Regions from separate parts of the Homo sapiens genome. Here region 1 is linked to region 2. A link is a loop called in an ENCODE intact Hi-C map of the cell type or tissue named here. Cell type or tissue: mammary epithelial cell. All regions are shown on one strand. Each heading gives the region's core, and the rest is flanking DNA. Links, peaks and the distances in the headings are about the cores only. Region 1 overlaps NEK10 (NIMA related kinase 10). Region 2 overlaps NEK10 (NIMA related kinase 10).

Region 1 (4,401 bases), core at 181-4,180, 58 kb after region 2:
TCTATCAGAAAGATATTCGATAAAACCCTGTAAGACCTCATGACGTTCTTTAGTGGGCCAAAGTGCAGAGGAGTCATGGTCAGAAGTAATGGGGAGGGCAGGGGAAAGAAAAGTACTCCAAAATGCCAAAGAGAACCACAGTGGGTGTTTGTGGGGACTGGAGATCTGAGTTAGAAGATATTCCAAAGGATCTTTAGGGCTTGCTAGTACCCAACATTCCTCATTCCTCACTTACTGACTTTCTATTGCTAACAAAGCAAGTATTTTAGTTCAAAAGTAAATTATGATATATGATGTACTCCCAATTAAGTGAGTTTTATGTTAAAATGACAATTTCCAATCAGATGAATGTAGGTATCTTGGCCCTGTCAAAAATAATTCTACTATTTTTTTAAAGGATCCATGGAAAATTGTCTTATTTGCACAAATCCGGTTGATGTCCACCCCTTCAAAACCAAACAAAAACCCCATATGGTCTATATCTTTTAGAGCTTGAGATGGCTTTTAAAAAGCTAGTCATTAACTAAATACTTTATAACAAATTGGATAAGCTAGAATCAGCAGAAAGGCAAGGTTTAATCTGAAGATCATTGAAACAGGGGTATAGAACAAGCTTTAACTTGGGGTTATGACCAAGTCAACAGATGGATATGGAAAGTGGCCCATACATTGAAGTTGATGTTTTGGAAAGTATGTTCCAAGGTGAACAGGACCTGACCTAAAGCAACATTTGTAAAATTGTGCCATGAAATGTGGTAATACAGCGTGACATGCCACCAGGGAACACAGGTTTGTTTAAGACAAGCTGTCTTCCTTCAGGGAGCTCACAGCAAAATGGGAAGACAAGGGCCGACTTCAGAAGAAAATAAATGATAAAAGACAGCCTTTGATTTATGCCAAATAAGAGGAGAGAAAATTAATAACTTTTGACTCCCTCCCAGGTAATCCCTGGGGCTTCTCTGAATTAAAAGGAGACAATCCCAAAATGTATTTATAATTCTTTAAAGAACGTTAAATAGAGCTAAAGTTATTTGCAGTCTAATTTGTTTAGGATTTTCCTGGGTTTCTTTGTTTATTAATGTGAAATGTGAACCCATCCTGCAAAATATTTAGAAGCTAAATAAGAAGTTTGAATATAAAAGAAGATAGCAAAGCTACATAATAGAATAAAAATAAATTGAAAATCAAGCCTGTAGAGGGTTTTCTTTTTCTTTTTTTTTTTTCCTATTCTGTGCCATGTATAAAATGGTATAACAATTTCAAGGAGACCCTAGGCAGCTCTCCCACTTGGGGACCCTTACTGACTCTTTAAAAAGGCCCAATGAGAGAAGTCACAGGGAAGTACATACCTGTTCTGACCACAGCCTCCAAAATATAGAAGTCAGACGTGGCCCTGGCTAAATATTAATAGTACCAAGAGAAAGCTTAAGCATAAACTCATAACTTTGGTCAGATATCAGATATCAGGAGCCAGATTTAAACCAATTGCTTGCGGAAAAACTAACGTAACTCCCTAATAACTTAGGATATGCTTTTGGGCAAATGAGCCAGACAAATGGATACAACATGAGCAAATGGAACTAGGAGGGATAGCCCCTGCCTGCTCAGAAAAGTTTTGAAGTCTCAAGGCTGGAGAATAATATTAGAACTGGAAGGCACCTCGGAATCCAAGCCATCATCAGTTGATAAAACTTTTTTTAAGGAATATAGTTAATGGCAAGATCAAGAGAGGAATAAGCCCCAATTTCTTTGAAATTTCCAACTTTAATCATTTTCAAACTTGATATGAAATCTTTTATATCTATTACTATTTGCTAGGAAGGCATTAAGAATGGGCTTGACTTTTACCAGTTTTTATGCGAGTTTCATAGGCTGACCTAGTATATACACATTGAGGATTCTAATCCAGCAAGTCATAGCATGTTATTTCAACTTATAAATAAAATACTCTGTATAGTGGAACTTGATAATGCTCACTGGGGCTTCAGCCTCTTTGTCACATATTCTCAGGTCCTAGTAAAATTTAGTCATTGTTTTACGACCATCTTAAGAACCTTCATTCATTTGTTTAATTGATGGATATTTATTACTGTGTGCCAGGCCTGCGCCAAACTATGCCTAATTCATCTTTGCATTCTCCAGGGCACAGTGTATTGCACATAGGTACCAACCTACAGATACTTGTTAATTAATAGATGAATGACTGTGACTGTTATCTCAGTGTAAATTCTTTATCTCATTACCAAGGACTGAAATCTTGCCTACTGACAGCCTTTGCCATAGCCACAGCTTAAGGCACATTTTTTTTTTTTTAAAGGATCCTGTTGCTCCGGCAACCAGATTTCTCCACGTCTGCTTGCCTTCTGTCACCAAGGCAACAGGGTATAGTTGGCAGGCTGGTTTGAGACACTGGATGTTTGTGGTATCAGAGATGCCTGTGGTTCACAACTTTTTTGATTCATCAGTGTATGCATAATTGTATTTGGCAGTGTGCTCCTAAGTCTAAATCTTTTTTTTTTTGAGACAGAATTTTGCTCTTTCACCCAGGCTGGAGTGCAGTGGTGCCATCTCAGCTCACTGCAACCTCGGCCTGCTGGGTTCCAGCGGTTCTCCTGCCCCAGCCTCCCTAGTAGCTGGGATTATAGGCTCCTGCCACCACACCCAGCTAATTTTTGTATTTTTAGTAGAGATGGGGTTTCACCATGTTGACCAGGCTGGTCTCGAACTCTTGACTTCAGGTGATCCACCCCCCTGGGCCTCCCAAAGTGGTAGGATTGCAGGCATAAGCCACCGTGCCAGGCCTTTCTAAGTCTTTATATGTGAAGATGATTGTGGATGTTTGTGACAATTCAGCTTCATATTTGTGACTGGAAAGACCTCGTGTATTTTCAGGACCTGTGGATCTTGCCTCTTAAAAGCGGAAGTCTTGCTTATTTTTACTTATAGCTCTTCTCCCTCCATCTTTTTCATAATCTGTATCTGGTTTTACTTTGGTTGAATAAATACTGCATGATTACTCCTTGCTAGAATCAACCTGGCCCATCTGCTAATGTCTCACTCCAACAGCCTTAAAACAAACAAACAAACAAACAAACAAAAAAACACATAGTAAGACCACTTTGTTTCTTTTCTGTAATAGTTCTATACTTTCCTGGTTTATTGCTCATTTGTTTCTAGCTGTTATTGGAGTAGGAGGGGATAGCCACAGGAGCATTATACTACTTTGTTGTCATGATACCAACTCTATTAACATTATAGATAAATAGGAGAGCTCAAAGCTACATAATGTTGCTTATTCACACAGGACATATTTATGAATGTCACTGCCTGAAAGAGAGCTTCAGCTATAAAATGCTCATTAGCTCACATGGTGTGGCTGCAGTAGTTTCGGAAGGCATTACCTTACTATTGTAAGCCAAACCTCTCATTTCATAAGGTTTAATTATTTTTATCAATATCAAATAGCATTGATACTTTTCACAATTGAATTAAATGATGGAATACACTTATAATGTATTTGAAAATGTTTTCTTTGTTCAGATACATATTTCAAGGAATTCTTATGAGAGATGATATTCTAGGGCTTCATCTTCTTCTTGGCCAGGACTCTGCTGGCAAAATTATTATCCAAATAATTCACCGTGCTCTTGACTTAATTCAGCGAAAAGTCTATTTAAAAAATTACGATGCTAATTCCTAGATTATTCACTTTATCTGTTAGTGTTTTGGGGTGGAAATTGTAGGCTAACACTCATTTTCAGCACTTCAGTTTCTCTTTTGCCTTATTAATTCCAGATGAGGTCACACTAGGTCTGAAGAGAGCTGGAAGGGATGGCCTTTTAGAATTCTTTCAGCCTTCTATTTTTCTGAAATTCTTCCATTGGCCTGAAGTGCTGTTGGTCAATGCCCATTTCAAAATTTTCAGAGAACACAAACAGTAATATGTTAAGCCTCTTCACCAGAAACTATTTCTGGAATGTTCTCTGTGTGAAACCACTTTGGTATATTTTCCAGCTTGTGATACGATGGGAACACCACCCTCTGTAGCCGTAATGCTCTATTGGGCATAAACATTCAATGTGGTTCAATCTAGAGGCAGACTTCCCCCAGGCTCTGCATAATTTCAACCATTTGTCCATCTGTGAACCCAACAATTGCATAGTTAAAAGCTGTCACTTCTGGTGACAATGAGTCTGTTCTATTTTGAAATTTCAGATGACTATATTTTCTTGCGGTTAGTGATATAATTTCCAGAGAAATTGACATTTTATTTTCTGCTATCTCTATGCAATCTTGTAAATTCTAAGACTGTGGAAACTATTTATTTTCACCATCCCATCTCCAGTGTCTAGCATGGTGGCTACACATCGTGGGCATTTAATAAATATTTCTTGAATGAAT
Region 2 (4,401 bases), core at 142-4,141:
GGTTTATCCTGTACCCCTTCAGCCACCATGTCAGTAGGGAACAGCAGAGCAAGCCTGGGAAGGTCACAGGAGTTGAAGGGGCTGCAGGAGGTCCGTGAAATGGGAAGTCAATATGTGCCCGATGTCTGAGGAGGAGGTGTTTGACTATAATTAATGTTTGGATTAGGAGGATTTGGCAGGAGGAAGAAGTTTTGACTCTAACCTTTATGCTAATGAGCCTGCTCCCTACTTCGCGGAGAAGCTGGGAGCTATGGAAGAGAACTTCCACAAGCTCCTGCTTCCATGTCTTTCCCCTTACCCATACCTGTGTTCCTGTAACCGACCTTTTCTCATGCGACTCTGCTTCCATGGTCCTGGTGAAGGCCACCCCTCCTCCTGTCTGTCCATTTCCTCAAGGGCATCACTCCAGCAATTCTCTGTCATGTATCAATTTCTACACCTCCATTAGTTTGCTTCTACCAATTTACTAGCATTCTGTCATTTTTCCCATTAGAAAAATAATCCATGAAAAAGAGGACTTGGTACATAGCAAGTGCTCAGAAAATGCTTGTTCAATGAATAAATGAATGAATGAATAAATGAATGAAAGCACTTAAGGGAGTAAGGCTTTTGTAATAATTTAGGGGTGGGCTGATTTGGACTTGTTGGCAATGAGAATAAAAAGAAATGGGAGGTAGGATATACACTTTGAAGAAAGAATTAAAAATCCTTGGTTAGTTATTCTATACATATGTAATACAGGAGGGGAAATAACCTGTAATTTTAGGATTGTGTGTTTGATAATAAGATTATTTTGTGGTATAACTGATAAGGATATAGTTGATAGAAGTGGTTTGTTTTCCTCCTTCAAGTATTTTTATTTCCATTTTTTCATATATCTTTTTTTCTAAGAATAAAAATCTTATCATCTTAATATTAGATATGTGCATTGGCCAGGGAATGTTTTCTTTTAAGATTTATAACTAATGGTAAATTATTAATGTTGAGCCTGAGACGAATTTGCCTCTGTTCACTATGAGTTGTAATTACTCTTTGGAGTCAACTGAGGGCTAGAAAGAGGTGACCCAGAGTTAAAAAGCATTTAGCCCACTTTGCCCAGGGCATCTGAAAGCGTTACTGTGACCTCTGCAGCAGCCGTTAGGTCCACTCAAGAAATAGCTAGTGCACTATGGACTACCTAGACATGGAATATACTTTGCCAGAATTCCCTCAATAAGTAGATTATTCCCACCTTCCTCTTTCTCTTTCAGTCTTTCTTTCTTTCTTTCTTTTTTTTAAAAACTGTGGCCAGGCACGGTGGCTCACGCCTGTAATCCTAGCACTTTGGGAGGCCGAGGCAGGCAGGTCACAAGGTCAGGAGATCTAGACCATCCTGGCTAACACGGTGAAACCCTGTCTCTACTAAAAATACAAAAAAAAGAAAAAAAAAAAATAGCCGGGCGTAGTGGCGGGCGCCTGTAGTCCTAGCTACTCCGGAGGCTGAGGCAGGAGAATGATGTGAACCCAGGAGGCAGAGCTTGCAGTGAGCCAAGATCATGCCACTGCACTCCAGCCTGGGCAACAGAGCGAGACTCCGTCTCAAAAAAAAAAATATTGTAACCGTATTTTATTTGGTTTGGGACATTTCTTCAAGTAGACATACAGTGTACATTTGTCATATTTTCTGGCTGGTCAGTTAATCTTATGAACTCATTTCCTATATCTGGGGGGGACTTCCTACCTTATGAATATCTTTTCCTTAAGCAAGTCAACAGAAAAATGTGTAATCTTAGCCTCCTTGCAGCTGAAACACAACCATGTGACTTAGACTCCATCAATCAGATTACGTCAGCAAGACTTGGATTTGCAAGTGAGAAATGGGAGAAAGTATGTATTGGCTAGAGTCCAGTTTGGGCCAGGGGAAAGGGTGGTGTTGGAAGATGGCAGGATTGGGTCTACTTTCCACTGTCAGTGGTACAAGTTGTGCCTGACCCAATACAATGTTGGCTAAAGCTTTGTCCCTCCCCGTATGGCCTTCAAGCCTGACTGCTGGGTACTCCAGGGACTTTGTAAGCTTCCTAACAGCCTTTAATAAGTGTTTTCCTGTGTAAATGAACTTTAATGCTTCTATAGCACAAGGTACAGTGGTAATGGTTTTTAATGTAGCACAATAAGGATTAAAGAAAAGAGGGGACATTATGTGCACATTCTCCAGTTTCTTCTTCCTGTAACAAAGTGGGTGTGATGGTTAATACTGAGTGTCAACTTGATTGGATTGAAGGATACAAAGTATTGATCCTGGTTGTGTCTGTGAGGATGTTGCCAAAGGAGATTAACATTTGAGTCAGTGGGCTGGGAAAGGTAGACCCACCCTTAATCTTGGTGGGCACCATCTAATCAGCTGCCAGCATGGCCAGAATATAAGCAGGCAGAAAAGTGTGGAAAGAGAGACTGGCCTAACCTCCCAGCCTTCATCTTTCTCCCATGCTGGATGCTTCCTGCCCTTGAACACTGGACTCCAAGTTCTTTAGTTTTGGAACTCCGACTGACTCTCCTTGCTCCTCAGCCTGCAGACTGCCTATTGTGGGACCTTGCAATTGTGTAAGTTAACACTTAATAAACTCCCCTTTATATACATATCGATTCCATTATCTCTGTCCTTCTAGAGAACCTGGACTAACACAGTGGGAGAAGAATGCAAAAATAGCTCTGGATCTTCATGTAGTTATAATTAATAGTAACAAGTGACATTTTGTGAGCACTAACTATTTCAAGTTACTGTGCTTTTCAGATATTGTCTAATATAATACTTTTGGTGGTCCTATGAGAAGAGCCATCATTATCTCTATTTTTAGAAGAGAAAAAATGATGTTTAAGCAACTTGCTATCTTAGCCCGGGTTCCATAGAAAACGGAGCTTACATGTGAGCTTTTTATTGGAGAGGAGAGGTAGTAATCCCAGGGTAGTGAGAGTAAGGAAAAAAACAAGAAACAAAGAAGGGAAGGAAGGACAGCAAATACAATGTACTGTTACTGAGCTTGTCACAGCTTTATTAAGAAGCAGCATTTACTTGGTCATGGGAGATGTCTCTGGACAGATCTTATGGGACTTCTGTGCATTAGAAGAGTCGATTGTGGGAGGGAAGGAAGAATAATTCATTTCCTGTCTCTCATTGATGAAAGTTTGCCCATAGGCCTTATTTAACCTCCAGATTCTTTTGGTTACTCAACCCCACTGGAAGTGTTGTGGGGGCGGGAGTATGCAGCCAGCACCTCTTGTAGAGCAGTTGGCAGGGGCCTGGGTACAGAAGCTGCTACAGCTCTCACCAGACTGCCATGAGGGAACTCATGCTGGAAGCCAGCCCTCACCCTAAGAAGCCAGACAGCTGAAAGTGTTAAGAAATGGGACTGTCCATTGAACAGGCTACCAAAAGCCGGGGAGGCAGTTGGGACAGGACAGATCTGGGAAGGGAAATACTTGACAAGAGACATCACTCTTGTCTCTGCCTCACCTGGCATTCTCTGTGTGTCTATGCCTGTGTGTCTGTTTTCTCAGTACAGTAGTCATATTGGATTAGGGCCCACCCTTATGCAGTATGACCTCATCTTAACTTGATTACCTCTGCAAAGATCCTCTTTCCAAACAAGATCACATTCACAGGTACTGTGAGTTAGGACTTCAACATATCTTTTCAGGGGACACAATCCAACCCACAAAACTTCCTGATGATTAGAGAAGACATGGATAGAATTTGCAGAGAAAAGGAAGTGATTAATTTAGTTTTGAGTATGTTGAGTTTGAATTGCTTTTGAGATGGTAAGACTGTTATGTCCAATAAGCAACCCAAATATGTTTCTGGAGCCTCAGGGGAGTGTTTCTGGCTGGTAAGGAGACATAGGGTCATCAGCATCTGTGTGAAACTTGCTGTGAAATAGACAAGTGATGAATAAAACCTTGAGGAGCCACAATGCTTAAGAGGCAAACACAGAGACAGGAAGGTTGGGGTGACTTACAAGGAGTAGGCAGACAGGAAGTTCAAAAGAAAAAAAACTAGAAGAAAGTAGTGTCAGACACGATGTGAGAAAGTTCCCAAGGAGGAACGCAATGCTTTTCTAAGCTCAGTAGTATTACAGAGCAGCCAGGTATTGAGAATTGTTTTTATATGGTGATTTCATATGCGTCCATGTAAAGGATGGAAGAGTATCCCTTGGATGTGCAGATGGACAATGGTTATCCAGAGAGGTTTCAGGGGAGTGGTAAGGGCTGGGGTACAGGGGGATCATGACAAGCAATGGTAGGTAGAACTGTGGCAACAGCCAATAGAGGAAAACTGTGCTATGATGAAATATGAGAACAGGAGGTGTGGTTAGAAATCAGGAGACTTGACGATCCTTGTTTCCAGACAGGAAAGAGCCGTTGATG

The links. A loop is a pair of places that touch in the nucleus more often than their neighbours do. Peaks named below come from ENCODE experiments on the same cell type or tissue, not always from the same donor. Only the 100,000 strongest peaks of a DNase experiment are listed, where the experiment ranks them.
Region 1: a loop joins it to region 2, with 1.8 times the contacts of the local background. A loop is called at or near these places in 1 of 110 quality-filtered maps.

Annotation. Positions count from the first base shown.
Region 1 is chr3:27,165,079-27,169,479 of GRCh38, reverse strand. The region is part of intron 29 of NEK10 (NIMA related kinase 10); the gene reads left to right. Among named protein-coding and RNA genes, the nearest start is that of NEK10, 200 kb to the left of the region's middle. In mammary epithelial cell, for the core only: no CTCF peak of the experiment used is centred there; a DNase peak (open chromatin) is centred at 2,419.
Region 2 is chr3:27,223,229-27,227,629 of GRCh38, reverse strand. All of the region lies in intron 23 of NEK10 (NIMA related kinase 10), which reads left to right. Among named protein-coding and RNA genes, the nearest start is that of NEK10, 140 kb to the left of the region's middle. In mammary epithelial cell, for the core only: no CTCF peak of the experiment used is centred there; no DNase peak of the experiment used is centred there.